Regions from separate parts of the Homo sapiens genome. Here region 2 is linked to region 1. The links are chromatin loops, found by intact Hi-C in ENCODE. Cell type or tissue: Caco-2. All regions are shown on one strand. Each heading gives the region's core, and the rest is flanking DNA. Links, peaks and the distances in the headings are about the cores only. Region 1 overlaps ACVR2A (activin A receptor type 2A). Region 2 has its middle 30 kb from the start of EPC2.

What was found. Hi-C counts contacts between places; a loop is a spot of excess contacts. Peaks named below come from ENCODE experiments on the same cell type or tissue, not always from the same donor. Only the 100,000 strongest peaks of a DNase experiment are listed, where the experiment ranks them.
Region 2: it touches region 1 in a loop (14-fold over the local background); 1 of 110 quality-filtered maps calls a loop at or near these places.

What each region holds. Positions count from the first base shown.
Region 1 is chr2:147,921,547-147,932,911 of GRCh38, forward strand. ACVR2A (activin A receptor type 2A) reads left to right here. Exons shown (of 11, transcript NM_001616.5): 9 at 1,427-1,565; 10 at 4,485-4,615; 11 at 5,534-9,276. The coding sequence ends at 5,728. It overlaps ORC4 (origin recognition complex subunit 4), which reads right to left. Exons shown (of 14, transcript NM_181741.4): 14 at 8,850-11,365. Among named protein-coding and RNA genes, the nearest start is that of ACVR2A, 82 kb to the left of the region's middle. In Caco-2, for the core only: no CTCF peak of the experiment used is centred there; a DNase peak (open chromatin) is centred at 5,615.
Region 2 is chr2:148,608,595-148,619,959 of GRCh38, forward strand. No RefSeq gene overlaps it. Among named protein-coding and RNA genes, the nearest start is that of EPC2, 30 kb to the right of the region's middle. RefSeq lists enhancers at 5,217-5,822, 5,824-5,953. In Caco-2, for the core only: no CTCF peak of the experiment used is centred there; a DNase peak (open chromatin) is centred at 6,387.

The sequences.
Region 1 (11,365 bases), core at 2,582-10,581:
TATTGACTAACTATTTAAGAATGTAGTTTGGGGTAATGGTCAGTAGCCATATAGCTCTAGAAAAGTTGACTGCAAATGTGTATGGGAATGGAGGCAATTTTGTGGAGAATACTACCAAGATTGTGTAGGAAGCCTGAGGACAAACTTCTAAGCTAATTGAATGATAGACTATCATAAGACTAAATTCTGGGAACATATTCTTAATTTGGTACCTCATAAGCCCTCCCTCATTTTTTGAGAAAAAAAATTTCTGACTCATTCATGTCATATTTTTAACTCCTTCACAACTGGGTTTTATGATTAGTTAAAAATTATTGGCTTACAGTAATGACTCCTTGACTTTAGATTTCATGGACCAGAAAATTTCAGAAATATTTGGAGGGACTTGCATGTTATTGCACATTTTATATAGTACAAAGAACACATATAAAAGAGGGAACATTTTATGTCAACATGGTAAATAAACCATAATCTTACAATAAAAGAGGTAGGTACCTTGGATGGCATACATTTACCTGTAAGAGAAAAGTAGGCTTTAGGGAAACATTCACTGATAGCACAATTAAAATAATTATTCTGAGTAGTAAATTTTTTAAAAGTAGAGCCACTTTTCCCTTTAATGTGTTCTCCTTGAACTTTAGTCTTAGTGATCTGTCTTTATTCTTAAAAAAAATCTTTACATGTATATTTGCATAAATTGCCCAACTTTTAGTCTAGAGTAGAGATTATAGCCACCTAAGGATGGAGCGTTATGGACGTACCAATATCTAGACTACTCTCTAGTTCGAATACATCGCAAGTATGTTGTGATGTACCCAGCTATCTCACAAATATTTTTAAGCATTCATATATGAATGTTGTCAAGCACCAACCAAAGCTAGCTGTACTAGCTTAGTAACCATAGTTACAGTACTAAGAAATACCAAATTGTTGGGGACAGTTATAAATAAAGGACTCCAAGACAGAAGAATTTATGAATAAACAAATACATAGATTTTGTACAGATAGAACTTTTTAACATCAGTCTGTCCTTTACTTAGCTAATTCTTTTTATAACATTTTATTAGTTTTTTTAATACAGAGAAAAGACCTCAAAAAAAGTTTTTTTTTTAAAGCTACATTTCAAACAGTATGCAAAGGTACAGTTGAAAAGTATGCAGCATCCTTCTCCCAGCTGACAATTGGTTCAGTTTCTTGTGATTACATCCAGAAAGGGGAACATAAAAACTTCTAAGTCTGTACCAGCATAATGTCTGTTGATATATTTTTTAAGTATACGCAGAAAGGATCTTTCTATTTATACGCTATAGTGTGTATACCTTACCCTGGTAATAGACCACATTTGGTTTTGATTCATCTTACAAAATCATATGTTAGTTCATAAAGTTAATGAATGAGTACTCTTTGCTTTTAACATCTTTTTCAGGTTGGTACCCGGAGGTACATGGCTCCAGAGGTATTAGAGGGTGCTATAAACTTCCAAAGGGATGCATTTTTGAGGATAGATATGTATGCCATGGGATTAGTCCTATGGGAACTGGCTTCTCGCTGTACTGCTGCAGATGGTAAGGGAAAAAAATATTTTTAAAAAAGATATATATGCCTACCACACATATATGAAAAGGGATGATACACTCCAAGGTAATATTTTAAAGTACAGTTTTTTTTTAATTGACTCCAAGAGATGGTAGAGAATTCAGGAGGCAGGGGAGCAGTGGGTGGGGTAGGAGAGGAAAGGAATTGCTATGTATTGATCCTTTACCATTACTAGCTATGTTGCTGGACACTTCACATACCTTAAGGTTATTTCCTAAAACGGTTTCAGAGGTAGTTATTATGCTTTACATATGAGGAAATTGAGATGCAGAGAAATTAAGTAGTTTGCCTACTTTAGCCTCAAACTGGTGAATGATGAAACCTAGATTTGAAACTCTGATCCAGACATAGGGAGAGGTCTGCTTTAAGGTCATATGGGTCCTGCCCCCCAGGTTAAAGGGTTTCTATTACTTGTTCTTGTTATTGAAGTCCATGTTCAAGTCTTATAGATATTTGCTTTTATTTATTTATTTTTCTGGGTAAATTTTCAGACGATATTTCCAGTGTGACAGAACTATTTTAGTGTTTCAAGCACTGTCTTTAGTACTCCTTCATAAGGTCTTTACTCTGTCTTCAAGTATGTTGCAGCATTTTTTGTTTTGAATAATATAAGGCAAACTTGCCGACTGCTAAACTCCTAAACAGATGTAAATGAGCTTGATCTGTTTCTTAAGTTCTAATTTATAATTGCCTAAAAACTTCCTGTGATTGTCAAAGACCATAGAAGAAATTGTGAATATTTTAAGTTATAACCAATGTAACCTATGTTACTAACAATATTTTATTTTCTGAGTACTGTAATAGGCTCTCGTTGTAGGACAGACTGCCACTGGAATATGAAATTCAATATAGGGTACTATTAAAGGGAATTTAATAGAGTGTTCAGAAATGGGCATTCTTCCAGGATTGAGGGATTGGCTTGGGAGTCAATGCCAAACCTAAGAAAAGTTGAAGCAATTTTGGAATAATTTCAGAAGTCTTTAGGAAGAAGCGTTAAGAACGCAGAGTGTTTTGACTCTAAGAGGAATGACATTTATGATGTGCATTTATGGAAGCAGAAGTAGGTTAGATGGCAGATGTTATAGGAAAATATATTTTATAAGAACTTTATTAATATGAACTCTCCATAACAAATCATTGGATTAAGTAATTTAGGAGACACAAGACCTTATTCTCAAGTAATATACAGTTTAGTTAGGGCAATAAAATATATCCTGGACAATTAACTCTAGAGTAAGTTAAGTGTGAGTTGTCTGGCCCATTCCCCAGTACATAGGTATTCAATAAATGTTTCTGGGTTAGTGCAATACTTAAGAAATACAAGCATGTGTTTTAGGAGTTTAGGGGAGAAATTGCTTTGTTTATGGGGAAGAGAGGTTTCAGAGAAGTTCTTTTGGAAAAAGAAAAGGCTAGATACTGACTTTTCTTAAATGCCATGAAATAATTTCAGAGTCAGGCATTTCTGACTCTTAAGTCAGAACCCAATTGTTAAGTCAGAAATTGGGGTAGAGAGGATAGTGTGAGCATTGATTGCTAAAGTAGGTGCTTTCACGTGTGTTGATGGTTACTTGTTTGTTAAATGAAGTAATTCTCAAACTTTAATGTGTCATACCAGATTCTTAGGAATCTTGTTAAAATTTAGATTCTGACTCAGTAGGTCTGGGTTGAAGCCTGAGAGTCTACATTTCTTAAAAGCTAAGCTACCAGTTGACGGCAGTGTTGCTGGCCTGTACACCACATAAGTGTTGAATAGACACCTTAGAATGTCGGTACTTTGTCACTGGAAGTACTCAAGCAGAGACCAACTGTCCAGCCATAGATAATTCTTATATTTGAAGAGGGTTAAGTTAGATGACCCCTTTATGATTCATTGTATTCTACCCAGGAGTATTTAGTGCATTTCAAGAGCTTCACAAAATTTGTGTTTATGCACACATACATCTATCTGGTCACTGATACTGCTCAGTGGTGACCTGTGTCTGTCAAAGGAAGGCAATCCAGTGATTAAAACCAGACTTCAGAGTTATTTAGAGAGTTGGGTTCAATTCCAGCTCTACCGTTTAACAGCTGTATGTCTTTGTGCAAATTATGTAACTTTTCTGAGCTTCTTATCAGTAAATAGAGGTACTGCCATCTTAACCCTGTGAAGTAAGTAATATATGTAAAGTTTCTGATCAGGATAGGTGCTTACTGGATGTTAGTTATTATTAACTCCTAAATACAATTTTCTATTTATCTGAGTAGGCCTAAGAAAAAAGGAATTATTTATGTTGTTTAATGTTGTCTATGAAGGCACATCCTGACTTGTTGGGACCCCTAGTTGGAGAGCCTGTTTGTGATTTTCTAAAAAATAAACATGTACTTTTTGGCAGCTGTTGTGAGGGAGTGTAGAGAAGAGGTATGACTCTGAGGTGCATAATTCCTCATGTGGGGCATGCAGGGGGTTTGGATATGCCATAGAATAAACATGGTTATAATAGATTGAACCTAGAGCCTCCAGAGCTGGAAGCACCACTGTTAACATTCTGATCTGAATTGTAAGGAATGGGTACCTTAAAGGGATATTATATAACGTTAATTTACAAATACTGATTGTTCCTTATGTCCTCTGTGCAGATGGAAATAGGCATCCTTTATACCTAGATAAGAAAGCCCCTTATGCAATCTTTAAGGGAATTACATGCCAAATTATAGGCCTTTTCATTTCCCATACATTAGTTTGGTCACACTGTGGTATAAGTACAGTTGAGAGTCTGTTTCTCTTCTGTCCTCATAGCATGTAAACAGTTGGGAATAGGTGACAGAGTATATTTTAGAAAGTTTGTACCAGTTTGAAAGTCAGGAGGATTTTAATGAAAATGATTTATTTTACTTTTCTTACTTTTCAGGACCTGTAGATGAATACATGTTGCCATTTGAGGAGGAAATTGGCCAGCATCCATCTCTTGAAGACATGCAGGAAGTTGTTGTGCATAAAAAAAAGAGGCCTGTTTTAAGAGATTATTGGCAGAAACATGCTGTAAGTTATCCAGTTAGCTTTTCATTTGAAATTCCAATAAAACACTTTTCAGAGGAATTATTTATCTCTGCACATTTCTCTTTCTTCTGCAAGTATTTTCTGGAAGGTGATCTTCACACAGGATATTCTAGAGTTCTAGAGGCAGAATTAGGGCTATGTCTGTATACCCCTGAAGGTGATTGTAAAGTAATAGAGCTTTAGAGGGCTTTTGTCTCAATGGTCCTGTGCAGAAGATTGTGTCATCTATTTAGAAAGTTTCCCAGGGAAAAGGCATGCCAGACTCGGAAACTGTGGATAGTTGGGTAACTTTGCTGATGACCACTTCCAATATGACAACATTTTAAAAAGTTTATGAAGCACCATGTTTTCTCCTCTCCATGGGAGTTTGTTGTAGCCTTTTAATTTCGGCTTAGACTTTCAAGTCTTAATAGTGCTTTAAAACTATAGAGACCAGGCACATAACAGTATTGCCCTGGTTATTTCAGTCTAAATATAACTAGAAACCTGGCTAAAACCAGGTAGAGAAATCCCAAGGGTGGCTTTCTGATCTTCTGTTTAATTGTAAGATAGAAATGCTGATATTAACTAAGAAAACAATAAAAATTGGTAGGTCCCCTTTATCCTTGATTTTTGAGTCCATTTGAAGGGTTAGCATTGAAATGACCTGGGTTATGAACAAGGGATAGAGATTTTTTTTTTGGAGTTAAAAAAATTCCTCTTGTGATAGTCTCATGCTTAAAAAAAAAGTTCTGTTTGTGCTTTTCTTTATGATTCTGCACATGGTAGTCAATAAAAGTGAATGTTGACAGAAACTTCTTTGACCCAGAAAAATAGCCATTTCTTCATGAAAATTTTATTGTTTCCTAATAGAAAACAAAAACTGCTGTGGCGTTTGAGTATATGTTTTTCTCCTTTTAGGGAATGGCAATGCTCTGTGAAACCATTGAAGAATGTTGGGATCACGACGCAGAAGCCAGGTTATCAGCTGGATGTGTAGGTGAAAGAATTACCCAGATGCAGAGACTAACAAATATTATTACCACAGAGGACATTGTAACAGTGGTCACAATGGTGACAAATGTTGACTTTCCTCCCAAAGAATCTAGTCTATGATGGTTGCGCCATCTGTGCACACTAAGAAATGGGACTCTGAACTGGAGCTGCTAAGCTAAAGAAACTGCTTACAGTTTATTTTCTGTGTAAAATGAGTAGGATGTCTCTTGGAAATGTTAAGAAAGAAGACCCTTTGTTGAAAAATGTTGCTCTGGGAGACTTACTGCATTGCCGACAGCACAGATGTGAAGGACATGAGACTAAGAGAAACCTTGCAAACTCTATAAAGAAACTTTTGAAAAAGTGTACATGAAGAATGTAGCCCTCTCCAAATCAAGGATCTTTTGGACCTGGCTAATGGAGTGTTTGAAAACTGACATCAGATTTCTTAATGTCTGTCAGAAGACACTAATTCCTTAAATGAACTACTGCTATTTTTTTTAAATCAAAAACTTTTCATTTCAGATTTTAAAAAGGGTAACTTGTTTTTATTGCATTTGCTGTTGTTTCTATAAATGACTATTGTAATGCCAATATGACACAGCTTGTGAATGTTTAGTGTGCTGCTGTTCTGTGTACATAAAGTCATCAAAGTGGGGTACAGTAAAGAGGCTTCCAAGCATTACTTTAACCTCCCTCAACAAGGTATACCTCAGTTCCACGGTTGCTAAATTATAAAATTGAAAACACTAACAAAATTTGAATAATAAATCGATCCATGTTTTGTAACAAATTCACTGTGTTATTTAAGGAAAAAAAGGTAAGCTATGCTTAGTGCCAACAATAAGTGGCCATTCGTAAAGCAGTGTTTTAGCATTTCTTGTGCTGGCTTGTAATGTAGGGAAAAAAAGTGCTGTTTTTTGAAAAGATGGTGTCATTTCCCCCTTCTTCCCATGTTTTAAAGCCCCATCTTATATCCAGTTCCCAAAATTTGCATACTTACCTAAGTATTTTTTTTAGGTGTGCTGTGTTTGGGGAATATTTGAAAATTTAAAGCATGATTTAAAATTTTTTAAAGTGAGCTGTGACACTGGAAAGCTCTTCATTTTATCTTTTAAAATAGAGTTTTTTCTATTTATATATGTAAAATTGTAGTGTATTTCTTTTCACCAAACAGTGTGTGGGACATTCTTTATCACTGTTTTAGGATCACCTCAGGAAGTGTCGTTACCCAGAATTCCCCACTGTCTGCTATGAGACTTGTAACTTTATCACTATACTTCTGCTTGGTGCCATCTTGTCAGAGTAATATTTGATGTCTGTGATATGTAAAGAATTATCCTAGGATAAAGATATTAAACTTTAAGCAGATTTCAGATGTTACTGCTTTAAAACAAATCAGGGATAACAAATTAAACGTATAACTTAAAATATGCAATGACATTTAGAGGTAACCAATGTTGATATAGGTAGCATAGCCTAGCCTCCTCCCCAAAATTGCTTTTACAACTAACACTGATACTAATTTAGGATAGTTCATGCCTTATCCTTGCTAAGAAAATGGAATTGATGGTAGGCAGGTGCTAAAGTGCTTTTCAAAACAATATTACGTTAGAATACAATTGGATTCTTCCTCAAATTTATACAGGCCAAAAAGTAAAACATTAATTTTCTGAATTTCCAGATTACCAATCAATTAATCAACAAATAGCCAGTATTATGCTGTGTATTTCTGTCAGGTCATTTTAAAATCCATGTTAATTTTATAAAAGAATTTTTTACATGTCACTGTCAGGAGCTCACTGTGAATGTGTTGTCTTCAAATGGTTATTTAACCACACAGTACACTACATTTTACATATATGTACGTAATCTCTGGGAATAGTAAATTAATTATGTTATTTATAAACAATACATAGGTCAACAGACTTTAAGCAGGGAGGAAAAGAAGAGTAATAGCGTCTGTGTGCTGCAGACCATTCAGAACTGTCACGTGTGTCCCCATGGTCTCATTCATTGTATTCCTAGCAATTCCCTTTTCAATGTTGAGTTCACCTCTTTATTTCACAAAGTACTTGGTCTCTCAATTTCTTGATCTGGTTTTGCTTCCATTTAAAAACTAATCAAGAAGGGAAAATATTGAGAATGTGCATACAAGAAAATCATTAATTTCCTGAAGATGAATTTCTACCTGTTGTGAACATTTAACTTTCTTTTTAAAAGTTAAACAAAAATAAACAAGGGATATTATGATGAATGTTTGGCTTATGTGAGTACTAGAGATAAAATTTTTAAACCCAGTTATTCACAATATAAAATGTTTTCAAGTTAGAAAAAATTTTTAGAAATCCTGGGTATTGTATTTAACTGTAGCTAACCAATTTTAAAACTTGTATTCTTTTGAGAACTATTATTAATAGAAAAACTTTTTATAAGCAGTAAAATAAGAATGTTCCAGTGACTACCTGTCCTTATACCTAGTCTTGTTAAAACTTTCTTTTGCAGGGTATTTAGTGTTTGGTTTACAGTCAGTGCAGAGTGGGCAAGTTAACAGAAAGTTTGAGCTAGAGATACTGGAAAAAAAAAAGATCAAAGAATGAGAAAAATGGTGATCCATTTTGGGGCAAACTGAGACCCCCCAAATAACTCTTTCCTCATGTGTATGGTGCTCCTCATGACTCGTCTTGTATTTTGCCTTTCTGATACCCATCAGAACTGCTGCTGCTCTAACTTATACTCTTTACCTTGCCCAGATCTCCGCGTAAGGAATGCTTTATGATCAACTTGCCATAGGACTGATGGATTAACCAGTGTTCGGCTTTATTTGAAGTCTATGCCCTGCACAGCTCTTGTATGTATTTTAGATGCTAGAAGTTTTTTTAGCATGTGATGTGTGATTCTTGTTTGAATTCTAGGTACCTTGTGAATTCCAGAAAAAGAGACTGTGCTTCACGATTGTTAGTCCCATGAACTTGCACTATCTATCTTTCATGGTGATGTTTTGAAAATACAATCAGGAAAAAACCCAACACCTTTGGAATTTAAAATAGAATCATATCATGAAATTTAAAAAGAATCTCTTCTGTTGCATTTCCTCACCCCTAAGTAACAGCTACATTTAAGTAAAATGCAGGTGGTAGGGGAAAAAAAACCATGGCGAGATGGTGGTTTAGTGGAATAAACTGATTACTGGTTTTTTTGTTTTTTTTTTTTTTTTTAAAGAAAGAAGCTTCATCACAGATACTTTCCAGTTTCTCTTTTATACTTTTTTGAAAGATTACTTTTTAGGAACATTTGGTATGATATGCATAAAATTATTTATCCATTTATGGGCAAAATGATACAAGTAGCATCTTGATTGAACATCATTTACCTCAGATATTCAACCAGCAGTACGTTTTTTATGCAGTCTCAACCCATATCCCATTTGTTACCTCTCAGAATATTGGTAAGCAGTTATTTTCGCTTTACTCTGTATTTCTTGTGTTTTGGGCACAGGTTATTGTACTACTGTCAAATCGTACTTGCTATTTTTTCTGCAAGTATTTAACAGAAAGCTTAAAATCCCCATAAAACCCCACCTTGGATAAGTGATTGTTAAATATTGTACAAATAAAATGTATGCTATCCCCATTCCATCCCCAAGTTAAATAAAAAAATGAATACGGTATGATTTGCATATGCAGTTTTTCTTTAGCTATGTTTTTTTTTTTTTTTATACTTTAAGTTTTAGGGTACATGTGCACATTGTGCAGGTTAGTTACATAGGTATACATGTGCCATGCTGGTGCGCTGCACCCACTAACTCGTCATCTAGCATTAGGTATATCTCCTAATGCTATCCCTCCCCCATCCCCCCACCCCACAACAGTCCCCAGAGTGTGATATTCCCCTTCCTGTGTCCATGTGATCTCATTGTTCAATTCCCACCTATGAGTGAGAATATGCGGTGTTTGGTTTTTTGTTCTTGTGATAGTTTACTGAGAATGATGATTTCCAATTTCATCCATGTCCCTACAAAGGACATGAACTCATCATTTTTTATGGCTGCATAGTATTCCATGGTGTATATGTGCCACGTTTTCTTAATCCAGTCTATCATTGTTGGACATTTGGGTTGGTTCCAAGTCTTTGCTATTGTGAATAATGCCACAATAAACATACGTGTGCATGTGTCTTTATAGCAGCATGATTTATAGTCCTTTGGGTATATACCCAGTAATGGGATGGCTGGGTCAAATGGTGTTTCCAGTTCTAGATCCCTGAGGAATCGCCACACTGACTTCCACAATGGTTGAACTAGTTTACAGTCCCACCAACAGTGTGAAAGTGTTCCTATTTCTCCACATCCTCTCCAGCACCTGTTGTTTCCTGACTTTTTAATGATTGCCATTCTAACTGGATAAAATACTGGCAAAACGAATCCAGCAGCACATCAAAAAGCTTATCCACCATGATCAAGTGGGCTTCATCCCTGGGATGCAAGGCTGGTTCAATATACGCAAATCAATGAATGTAATCCAGCATATAAACAGAGCCAAAGACAAAAAACACATGATTATCTCAATAGATGCAGAAAAAGCCTTTGACAAAATTCAACAACCCTTCATGCTAAAAACTCTCAATAAATTAGGGATTGATGGGGTGTATTTCAAAATAATAAGAGCTATCTATGACAAACCCACAGCCAATATCATACTGAATGGGCAAAAACTGGAAGCATTCCCTTTGAAAACTGGCACAAGACAGGGATGCCCTCTCTCACCACTCGTATTCAACATAGTGTTGGAAGTTCTGGCCAGGGCAATTAGGCAGGAGAAGGAAATAAAGGGTATTCAATTAGGAAAAGAGGAAGTCAAATTGTCCGTTTGCAGACGACATGATTGTATATCTAGAAAACCCCATCGTCTCAGCCCAAAATCTCCTTAAGCTGATAAGCAACTTCAGCAAAGTCTCAGGATACAAAATCAATGTACAAAAATCACAAGCATTCTTATACACCAACAACAGACAAACAGAGAGCCAAATCATGAGTGAACTCCCATTCACAATTGCTTCAAAGAGAATAAAATACCTAGGAATCCAACTTACAAGGGATGTGAAGGACCTCTTCAAGGAGAACTACAAGCTACTGCTCAAGGAAATAAAAGAGGATACAAACAAATGGAAGAACATTCCATGCTCTTGGGTAGGAAGAATCAATATTGTGAAAATGGCCATACTGCCCAAGGTAATTTACAGATTCAATGCCATCCCCATCAAGCTACCAATGACTTTCTTCACAGAATTGGAAAAAACTACTTAAGTTCATATGGAACCAAAAAAGAGCCCACATCGCCAAGGCAATCCTAAGCTATGTGTTCTTAAAGAGGGGAGTGGTAGCTTTGTAACTTACAGTGAGGCTTACACCTTGACAACTGCAAGAATGAGGATAGTGGTGAGTGAAGGGAGATTTGTTAATTATGGCATTTCCCTCTATTATCGTCTAAACAGATTATATTCCCACTAAAGTATGTGTGTTGGTCCTGCCAGTATTAGAAACCAGAGGCTTGTTGGCATTGTGTCACACAGTACACACCAATGGATTCTCAGATTTTCTAGGGTAAAGGTGAAGGATGGGGCAGCACTTAGGTTATGGTGGTTTGAAAGAAACTGAATTGCTTTCTAAACCAGATGAGGATCAGAGTGCGAACCATGGTGAAATATGCATGGAAACTACAGAAAGACTGAAGTGTTTCTTACGGTGTTTTCTGCAAA
Region 2 (11,365 bases), core at 1,593-9,592, 690 kb after region 1:
TTATTTGAGCACCTTGATTTAGTTGTACTCTAACTGGACTTCATTATACGAGACTAATATATTTTCTTTTCTGCTTCCGCTGGTTTGAGTTGGATTGCAGTCTTCTGAAACTGAAAAAGTCCTAAGGTAGTATCTGAAGTCCCAATCCTACTCCTCCCAATTCCTGCACTTTTTTTTATTAAACATTATCTCTCTAGGAAGTGCCTCTTAAAATACAATTACATTATGGGCTTGGTGGTGTGCACCTTAGTCCCAGCTACTCAGGAGGCTGAGGTGGGAGGATTGCCTGAGCTCAGGAAGTCAAGACTGCAGTGAACTAAGACCATACCACTGCATTCCAGCCTTGTGGAGCAAGAAAAGAAAAGAAAAAAGAAAGAAATCAAAATTTAAAAAAAAAAAAAGTTTAAAATACAATTACATTAAAAGAATAAAATAATAAGAATATTATTTTAGCATAGATTGGCTAATGAGCAGAAAGCATGTGTGATAAACACACACACACTCACACACACAAGAACACAAATGCATCCAAATCTGAATTAGCAGACTCTAGCATGAATAACCGAATAAATGACAATGACAAGGAAATTACTGCGTTCTTTTATTAAGAATCTTTGTTTGGTGTCTATGCACACCTAAGATAATTACCTAGCTTCAGCATTAAGTGAAGCACACACAACCTTATAATAGTTCCTTGGGCCTCAAGAGTGACAAACGGCAAGTTTCTGTGACAGCGACTTTAAGGGAAGAGAAAAGGCTTCCAGGAGACGGCTGGCACAGCCAAGAAGCCATTTCTGCCATTCTCCAAAGAGAAGCTGCCTGTCTTCATTAGAAACAATCAAACAATCTGCTTAGCTTTGGAATCAGGGCCACACAGGCACGGACACCACAGCACATAATTCTTGCAGTAAAAAATAACGGAGCTCTGTTGACACCCCAACAATCAGAGGTCTTGGGACTGAAAACTGCACCAAGACCCAAAGTGACTTAAGTTGCATAATATATTTGTAAGATAAATCAGCAATCACAAAGCTCTAGGTAGAGGAAAGCTGTGGATAGGGGCTGCGTTCTAATCTGAGCCCTAATGAGCTGTGGGTCACTGCATGGGTCAGGACCTTAGTTCCCTACCTATAAAATTCTATTTGATTTTTACTCAGTTGGTTCTTCAGTTTCCTCACCTGTAACCCAAAGGGGTGGATCTCACTCTAAGATTTCTGAGGATCTTTTGATTCTAACATATATAATATATACACACACATATGTATATATATATACACACACACATATATATATATAATGCTGTCTTTCTCAGCATGGTAGTCAGGGTCCCACAGGAAATAGAAGGCATGCTCTGGGAATTTGAAGAGATGTGGGTATAGTTAAGGGAACTAGCAAGGGACGTTGAGTGTATCAGTTATCTATAGCCACCTAACCAACTACACCAAAACTTAGTGGTATATGACTTCTCATGGCTCAGGAGGTTGAATGGGTTCAGCAGGGTAGTTCTCACCAGGGTGTCTCATGCATTTGTAGTCAGACATTGGCTAGAACAAGAATCATCGGAAGGCCACCTATTCATATATCTGCACCTAGACGGGGAGGCTCACACAGGTGGAGCTGCAACAACCAGCGTCCTCAGACAGAGCTCTCTCTCTATGTGGTCTCTCCATATGGTCTCTTGTCAGGGTAACTAGACTTCTTACATGGTGGCTGAAGGCTCTAAATGTGCATGTCCCAAGAGAGCTAGGAGAAAGGTTTACCTAAAGGAGATGACCTAGCCTTGGAAGCTACATTGCGTCCCTGCTATTGATTCTATTTGTCAAGGCCAACACAAAAGCCATCCCAGGTTCAAGGGGGGTGGAGGGGACAAAGATTCCACCTTTTGATGCAGCGATGTCAAGGTTCTTTAAGAGCAAGTAGGAGAAGAAATTCTATGGTTGTTCTTTTGGAAGAAACAATCTGCCACATTGAGGCACCCAGGGCCTAGCAAGAGTGGAATGCTGTTATCACACCCAGCTTGGCCTGAAGGCCAAGGAGAGGAAATAGTGACAGCTGAACCAATGAAAGAGAGCAAACTGATAGGAGCTATAATCCTGAAGGTAAAGCCACTGGCTGACCACAGTATCAAGGGCAGGGAGAATGTGGGGTAAGAAATACTCCAACATCTCTATTCTCTGACTCTGATCTCCTGTAGATGCCTTCCATCAAGAAACTATAGGACAAAATGGGCTTCATGAGGTGGTGTATATGGGTGTACCTCCCCCCAATCCAGGGTGCAGAGAAGGGCAGTGAAGGGTGGAGAACAGATGGAGGAAGGGTACAGATTAACCACCATATTTGCTGATGCCCTGAAATGACCACACATACTCACCTGAGAATTTTAAAATACAGCTAACTGATAAAAGCAACAACTCTTACTCTGTGGCTAATAATTCAAGGACAATTTGAAAAGTGCTATAAGATTCCATCTAAGACTTGCTCCAGACAATAAAAAATAAAGTGTTTCTCTAGAACTTCCTTAAGTAAGAAAGAAACCATACACCAAAGGAAAATCAGAGCATAAGCCACTAGTTTGATTACTGCATGGAAGGAACAGTAAAGGGTTGGAACTGAAGAGGAGGTTAAAGGTAAGAGGCACAAATTTATTTACCCAGCATATTTATATGGTGCCAACAATATACTTCATATTCTGAATGTATTTATTAAAGATGTCAGTATGGCACAGAAATAACAATTCAAAGCAAAAAATGGAATCTGGATCTAAAAATGAAAAAAAAAAGTCTTTGAAGTAAGTATTAGTATTCTTTTAACTGCCAAGGGCAGAAAACAACCCTCTGGTTTTAACAAAAAGAGTATCATTGGCCCATGTTTCTGGAAAGTTCTGGTTAAGGCTGGCTTTAAGTATTGCTCAAAGGATATCACCAACTCCCAGATCTCTGTTTTTCTCTTGAAGGGATAAATGTGCAGCCCCTAGGATCTGAATATGTGGGAACACAGCCCAACTTTATCACTTAGTATCTGTTATCAACATGGGTAGATCAGTTAACTTTTCTGTGCCTTGGTTTCTCCCTCTATTAAGTGGGAATCATAAGCATACCCTCCTCATGGAGGGTTGTGAGGATTATCTGCCATAAAGGCTTTTCCCCCACTTTTCAATAAGTTATGTTATTTTATAAAATAGCTCAAAAGAATTACATGAGGATATTCTAGGTAAATAAGCATTTCAATTATGGTAGAAGAAAAAAATACATCTTAACATAAAGTCTTAAATTAGGTCTGCTAGTCAATATGGCAGGTTCAGAAACTCATCAATTGCTCTGAGAGAGGGTTCCAAGCAATGTAGCTTGCTGGGACTGGAAGAGGATTTGTTACTTTTGATTTGATCACTACTTTCTGATCTAACTGGGGGCAACAGACTGGTTGATGGCACCTAGTTCATGAACAGTCCTTGGTGACAAATGGAATAAGCTCTAATCATCCAAGTGTTGGCTTCCCCTGTGATTCTGTGTTTGTATTTGTATTGATTGGGTGGGGAATTACAAATTGAAGATCTTACAAGTTCACCCACAGCAGTGTTTATCAAAATGTTGGACCAGGCTGGGCGCGGTGGGTCACGCCTGTAATCCCAGCACTTTGGGAGGCCGAGGCAGGTGGATCACCTGAGGCCGGAAGTTCGAGACCAGCCTGACCAATATGGAGAAAACCTGTCTCTACTAAAAATACAAAATTGGTGGGGCATGGTGGCACATACCTGTAATCCCAGCTACTCAGGAGGCTGAGACAGGAGAATCACTTGAACCCTAGAGGCGGAGGTTGTGGTGAGTCGAGATAGCGCCATTGTATTCCAGCCTGGGCAACAAGAGTGAAACTCCGTCTCAAAAAAAAAAAGCTGGACCAATCACATCAGAATCACTCAGTGGTTGTTTACAGTGATGAATCCTGGTTTCCATCCTAGAAATACTTGATGAGAATATTTGCAAGGGATCTGTATTAATAAGTACCAGGTGATTCTTATGTACTCTAAAGTGGAAGATCTTAAGAATACATAGTATTTTTCTCTTGTGCATTCATCATCAACTACATTTATTTATTCATTTATTTAACAAATATTTATTTGTGTCAGTCACTGTCTGAGGTACTGAGGAATAATGTGGTCTGTAAGATCAACCAAGTCCCTGCTCTCAAGGGGCTTATACTCTGGGGGATGGAGGAGAAGAGAGGCAATACTTTATAAAACAAACAATATAATTTTGGCTAATAAGAACTATGGAGGAAATAAAGTGATGTGAGTTGGGGGCAACTGGCTCAGTGGTTTCTTTAGATCGAATAGTCAATAAAAGCTCAAGGTGGTGTAAACATTTCAGTTGAAAGACGTGCAGTATGATATTCTTTCCCCTGTTTATTCATGCTCAGGATAAAGTACACACACATATATATATACACATGAATTATAGTCCTGTTAGACAAACTGAATGAAAAAATTTAATATTAGTTTAATTAAAAGGATTTTTTTTTTTTTTTTGAGACGGAGTCTTGCTCTGTTACCCAGGCTGGAGTACAGTGGTGTGATCTTGGCTTACTACAACCTCCACCTCCTGGGTTCAAGCAATTCTCCTGCTTCAGTCTCCTGAGTAGCTTGGATTACAGGCACCCACCACCAAGCTCGGCTAATTTTTGTATTTTTAGAAGACATGGGGTTTCACCAAGTTGGCCAGGTGACCAACTCCTGACCTCAGGTGATCCGCACACCTCGGCCTCCCAAAGTGCTGGGACTACAGGCTTGCGCCACTGCACCTGGCCAAAAGGATATTTTAACTACATACTCACACATTTACATTAGACACGTCAACCATGGTGCCTACCATTATTAATAGGAACTGCCTCATTCATTGCCTCTAGGTAGGAGACTGCCCAAGACTGCCATGGGCTGAGCATGGTGGCTCATACCTGTAATCCCGGCACATTCAGAGGCCAAGGCAAGAGGATCTCTTGAGGCCAGGAGTTCAAGACCAGCCTGGGCAACATAGTGAGACCCTGTCTCTACTGAAAATTTTTTTTAAACATTAGCCATGTGTAGTGGTGTACACCTGTTATCCCAGCTACTGGAGAGGTTTAAGAGGGCGTATCACTTGAGCCCAGGAGTTGGAGCTTACAGTGAGCTATGAGCTTGCCACTGCACTCCAGCCTGAGCTACAGAAAGAGACTGGTTGTTAAAAAAAAAAAAAAAAAATAGAGACTGTCATGCTTTGAACCACATGACTTTATTCCTAGTTTACAACTGGCTGTACCCAAGGTCAATCAATCCTCAGGATGGCCAGCAGTATAGAAAAAGATAAACAGGACCATCAAATTCTCTCCCAGAAAAAGGATGAGAAGATACTTGGTGCTATGGTTGGAGATTGTTTGTTTGGTTCTGCCTAGTCCCATGGTGAAATTTGATCCCCAATGTTAGAGGTGGAGCCTGATGGGAAGTGTTTGGGTCATGGGGGCTGAACCCTCATGAATGGCTTGGTAATGAATACATTCTTGCTCTGTTGATTCCTGCCAGCACTGATTGTTAAAAGGAGCCTGGTGCCTTCCTCCCTCTCTCTTGTTCCCTCTCTCTTGACACATGACACACTGGCTCCCCTTTGCCTTCTGCCATGAAACAGTCTGAAGCCCTCACCAGAAGCAGATGCTGGTACTGTGCTTCTTGTGCAGTCTGCAGAACCATGAGCCAAATAAACCTCCGCTTTTTATAAATGACCCAGTCTCAGGTATTCCTTTATAGCAATGCAAATGGATTAAGATACTTGGTGAATGAGGCAGGGAGAAGCAAGCTCTGGGGCTGAAAGGGTATATTGAGAGAAATTGTGACACACAGTGGATCAACACGTGGCCAGAGAAGCTAAAGGGAAACAGAAACTCTGAGTAAGATGAGGAAGCAAAAACTATGAGAAAGCAAAAATAATGAGGTGGAAGCTCAGGCCCACCAAGCGTAGCTGGTTGTCACATGGATGGCAGCCTACATGTGCGGAGTTGGACAAATTCCTCTTCTCCCTTTTACCTGACTCTACTCCAGTTCCTGTTCTTCCTGTGGCTAGGATATGTGGCTTTTCCTGGGTTCCTAAATGTTTTAAATCACCAGCAGCAGGAGTAGGATAAGCACTGCTCTCAGCACACATTTTTTGAGATAACTTGAATGTGTCTCTGTCACTGAAACTATTTATAGTGTTGTTTTGAATGATGTAATTGTAGCAGGATTATAGCTTAAACACACACACAGACACACACTCCTTTTTTTGTGCCTGCTTCCTGCATGTGAGGGAAGTGAAGTGGTTGTTATGCTTATTCATTTACACATAACTTCTGGAATTCCACTCATACCCCCCAAATACAGGCCATGACTCAAAAGTGCCCCGGGCACATTCTTGCTTACTTTTCTCGCTAGCAAGTGAACAGGTGAACAGACTTATTTTGTGGGTCTGCAACAGCTTCAAGGGATTTGGAGTTCATTGATCCCAAATAACAAGAATACTTTGCAGTAACTGTCCTCCTAAGTTGATTTTATTCTGATGAACTCTTATCAGTGAGTGGTTTTTCCCTAAAAATAGTTTCTAAAAGGGCTTACACAGTGGCTACCTCCCTAGCAAGAAACAGAATGTATAAATGGAACATGCATCTAATTGTCAGACCCCATCCTCAGTTCTTTTGTGTAATATGAAAAAGAAATGTTTTAAAGCAGTCAAGATATTTAGCTCTAAAAATTAGCCAGTAAGAAGCTACTTGGATAAAGTTAAGTACGTTTTTTTTTTCTTTTTACAAACCTCCCTTTGAAATAAACCAGACAGAGGTTCCTTTCACTTCCATGGGAGTTTTCAGCAAAAGGAGAATGGAAGACTTCATAAGCTCTAAACAGCCTTGGAGGCCATTCATAGACTTCCTAGCATTCTCTGCCATTTCCCAGTGCTAACGGCCCTGAATGTAGCTTCTCACTATCGTTATTGTCCCTCTTGGGCACTAGCCTGGCAGCTGAGCTCTCTGAAGCTTATAGCCTTTGGAGTATGGGAAGAAGTTACCAACAGACACAGTCACAGGCTGCACAGAGAAGAGATGAGCCAGGAACTGGGGCAGTGGGAAGATGAAGAACATAGGGCTATTTTCACACCCTCCTGAATCCCATTTCCTGTTTCCTGCGCCTGCTGCTCCTATAGCAAGTCTGCAAAAAACCCCTGGGGTGAGGACACTCAGAAACCATCCAGACATGCACAGATTTCTCTGCCTCTGCCTCCAGAAACAAGACCTACATAGCCTGCTGCTTCTTCAAAATGTCCTCCTCATACTCTGTTGCTGCTAGCATGGCACTGGCTTGGCTTCAAGAATCCTGTCTTTTAGGGGATCAGAGGCAGATTCTGATATCTGGCCAGTACTCCACATGCTAGTTTACTATTTCCTCTGCTAGAAAATCCTCATCCTCTTCAGGTTCCTATTTTCTCACAGGTATGATGGCATATTCTTTTCTAATTTCATTTCTCTCTTTGAAAGGGTAACAGGTATAGCTTTTGGAGTGCCCCACCACCATCTCCACCAAAACTTCCTTCATTGTTCTGCCAGCTCTGAGTGAATTTCCCAGATAACCTTTTTGGTAAGTGTTCAAAATAACTCAGGACAAAAGATCCTAAGAGTAATCCTAAAAAGATCCTAATTATATTATACCTAGGGAAATACCCTAAAAGTGGGATCTCAAGATGTCAATGCATAAGTCTCTTTAAGAACTTCAGTAATGTCCATCCCTGATTAACTCTATTATAATAGCTGAACAAATCCACACAGATCCAGAGGGAAGTCCCCATTCTTTGCCTGTCTTCTCTTCCCCATAATATGGCCCCCAATCTCAGATCTCTGTGCTATTTGAGATTAGAGCTAGGATGGGCTTTATAAGTAGGCTTATTTGAAAAACAAACAAACAAAAAAACCAAAAAGATGGGTTTTTTTTTTCATCAACTACAAATTATAATCTGGGAAACTTTGAAAAGACAGCTACATTTGCAATATATTGCCCTCCCTGTATTAGCTAGGAATGCTTTTGAATACAAATCACAGAGATATAATTGTAGTTTAAACCATTATTATTAAAGAGAGGCAGGTCCAGGGTTCAATCAGTGGCTCAGTGATGTCACAGAAATAGACACTGTCTACTATTCTGCTCAGACATCCTCAGGGAGTTGGTTTTTTTCCTCCCTGCCTGTTGCCTAATGGTCACATGGCATCATATCCTCAAATCAAAGTGGATGGACAGAAAAGGGCTCAAGAGCTTTCTTCTAATAGGAGTCTGTTTCTTTTATCTGAGAATGAAAGCCAGAATTCAGTCATATGTCCATCACCAGTCCAGTCACTGGTGGAGGAGACTCACATTCCTGTGACTGACTAGAGCAATCACTATCCATTCCTGGGGCTGTAAATTAGGGTTTGGCCCCACCTTCCTTGAAATCAAGGAGTCTAGTTCTTTCATGAGGGAAAAGGGGTAAAGGTGGCGGGGGGGGAGGGGGGATGAGGAATGGTTGTTGGGTAGGCAGCCAAAAATGTCTCCCATAACCACCAAACTTGCTGATACCTGGAATCCAATCCCATAATTTTTTTCACTGATGCTTTAACCCAACAGAGGCTCTGCCCCAGTGAAAGAACACTCCTTATATTTTTAAAGACATTTATATCCCCAAAATATTTAGTTCATCACATTTTTAGAACAATACCAAATAGGAAATTGAAAACCAAGAGCGAAACATACATTATCATGAGCAGTGGTGATGCGCTTGTAAATCTTTAGCCACTAGCTGGGGACGAACCCTGATTTATGACTGTTGATTTTTGTGGTGTAAATTTTCCCACCACAGTCGGTTTCAAGCTGCCAATGGTTTAGCAATTGGCTAGCAGAATTCCTGAAAATATAATAATCAGCCCTTGTGCATTCATACTAATCAACTCCAGCACAATATTGAGTGAGTCTACTCTATACTAACATGCCGTGCACTTGTTCTGTATACTTTTGTCTGTGTGATATCTCCTTTGTTCTGGCTCTTATAACTTACGAAGTAGGTACTATCACGTTTTACAGATAGGAAACCTGGGCTCAAAGAAGTTGAGTCTTTTGCTAGTTGTTGCAGATTACAACCCAGTTCTTCTGACTCTAGGTATAGAGGAAGCCAGTGGCAGCTCAAGGCTGAGACAGCCATACATGCTAGCAATTTTACCCAAGTACCAAACAAATACTTATTACTAGAATGGTGTGTACTGTCAACTATTAATGACCTTGGAGTAATAAGAACAAAGTCAAAGTGAAAGTCACCAGAAGCCTTTATTCTTGTTTTGAAGAAAAAGAAAAGAAAAATGTAAAGATCTCATCAGAAATATCCAAAACAGAATACCTTCTGTTCACATTGCGAATGTTCTACATTTGAAAGAAAGGTGAGATCCTTCTTGTTTTTCATGACATCAGAAAGAAAATTTTCTAAAAAGCGTTCATATTGGCATTCATTCCTATCTTTAGCTTTACACCAAGGAACAGCCTTGTGGCTTCAATATATGGGCAGCTTTTACAACTTGTATATTTCCTTATTTTAAAAATATTTCCTGGCTGGGCGGGGTGGCTGACACCTATAATCCCAGCACTTTGGGAGGCTGAGGCAGGCAGATCACGAGGTCAAGAGATGGAGACCATCCTGGCCAACATGGTGAAACCCCGTCTCTCCTAAAAATACAAAAATTAGCTGGGCGTGGTGGCAGGCACCTGTAGTCCCAGCTACTCAGGAGGCTGAGGCAGGAGAATCGCTTGAACCCAGGAGGTGGAGGTTGCAGTGAGCCAAGATCGTGCCATTGCACTCCAGCCTGGTGACAGAGCAAGACTCTGTCTCAAAAAGAAAAAAAAAATCCCAGCATTTCTTCAAGCTGTGAGGCTCACTTTTCCCGTTGCCTTCCTCATTTGGTTGTAGTGAGGTACAACTATGGTCATGTAAAATGTGAAAATGCTCCATAATGGTAAAGTGCTTTGTAAAATGCAAGGCACCATTCTTTTTGCTATAATGAGCAGCCTTGGCTTAGGTTGAGCTTTCTTCAATGAGCCTCTCCTCATGAGAAGAAAAACATTCTGGTTCTCTTTCCCTTTCTCCTGTTTCATAATCTTTTCCCTCTTGGCCATTGACACAGCAGATTAGGCACATTCTCTTGATTCCAACTCACCAGTCAGGGCTTCCAGCAGTGTCCATATCATCCATCATAGGGCAGGAACATGAGGTAGCTGCTGACCCATTTCTGAAATTCCATCACCATGTCCCCCTAAATGCCCTGCCTCTGCAGTCTCAGAGTGAGGCCTGCCAGTCAGTGACATTCGTCAGTGTTTCAGGCTCACTGGCCTGGTGCTACTGTGAGTTTTTGGTGGATACCTAAAATTCTCAGGGTGCAGTAAGTTCTGCCCAGCAGAACTCTGCCTGCACAATTTAGAGTCAGAGAAGATGCTAAAGAAACCCAGAAAATGTTGTTTTCCCTGACAACAGTCAAGCTGCATGGATGTGATGATTAATATAGCTTGTTCTCCTCTGTCTCCCATTTCATCCAGATTCTACCTCCATGGCCCCCTCAGCAAGGCTCCCCAAGCCTAGCGCCAGCCATGAAAATGCAACATCCTGGTTTGTTCAACATTACACATTAAAAGATGGGCTTACTCCTCTATTCACTGCTCTTGACTGTGAACACAGTATGCTTACAGAGAACTGTGCTCCACCCTGAGAACAACTCTATGGCTGCAACATTCTTTAAAGGTACTTTTCATTTTAAACATAAAACCTTGCCCCCAAATTAATAAAGCTTTCCTCACTCACAAAGTTGTCCTCTCCCAAATGTCATGAGGCATTTATTAATAGCCATGGAATGCTACCATCAGCACCCCAGAGAGAGAGAGATGTAGTGTAATTAGCCAGAAGTAAGAGCTCAAATCGGACTGGTGAGGAGTAGCCAAATTTCTGCCAAAAGGCAAATTCTGGTCTGTAAGACATCTCCTCCCTGAATTCCTCCCTCCTCCTCCTCCTTTTTCCCCTAAAAATCAAACTCATATTTCTGTGTATTCTGAGAAACAGGAACTTGTAGAAGCCAGCAAGACATACTGACCATGAAGATTGTTACTGAAGCATATCATAGGCAAAGTAAGGCAGAGTCTAGAATCAGCACAACTATAATGTGTTTCTACCCAGATACCGTATTACTTCATCATTCTCATGCTGCTAATAAAGACATACCCGAGACTGGGTAATTTATAAAGAAAAGAGGTTTAATTGACTCACAGTTCAGCATGGCTGGGGAGGCCTCAGGAAACTTACAACCATAGTGGAAGGGG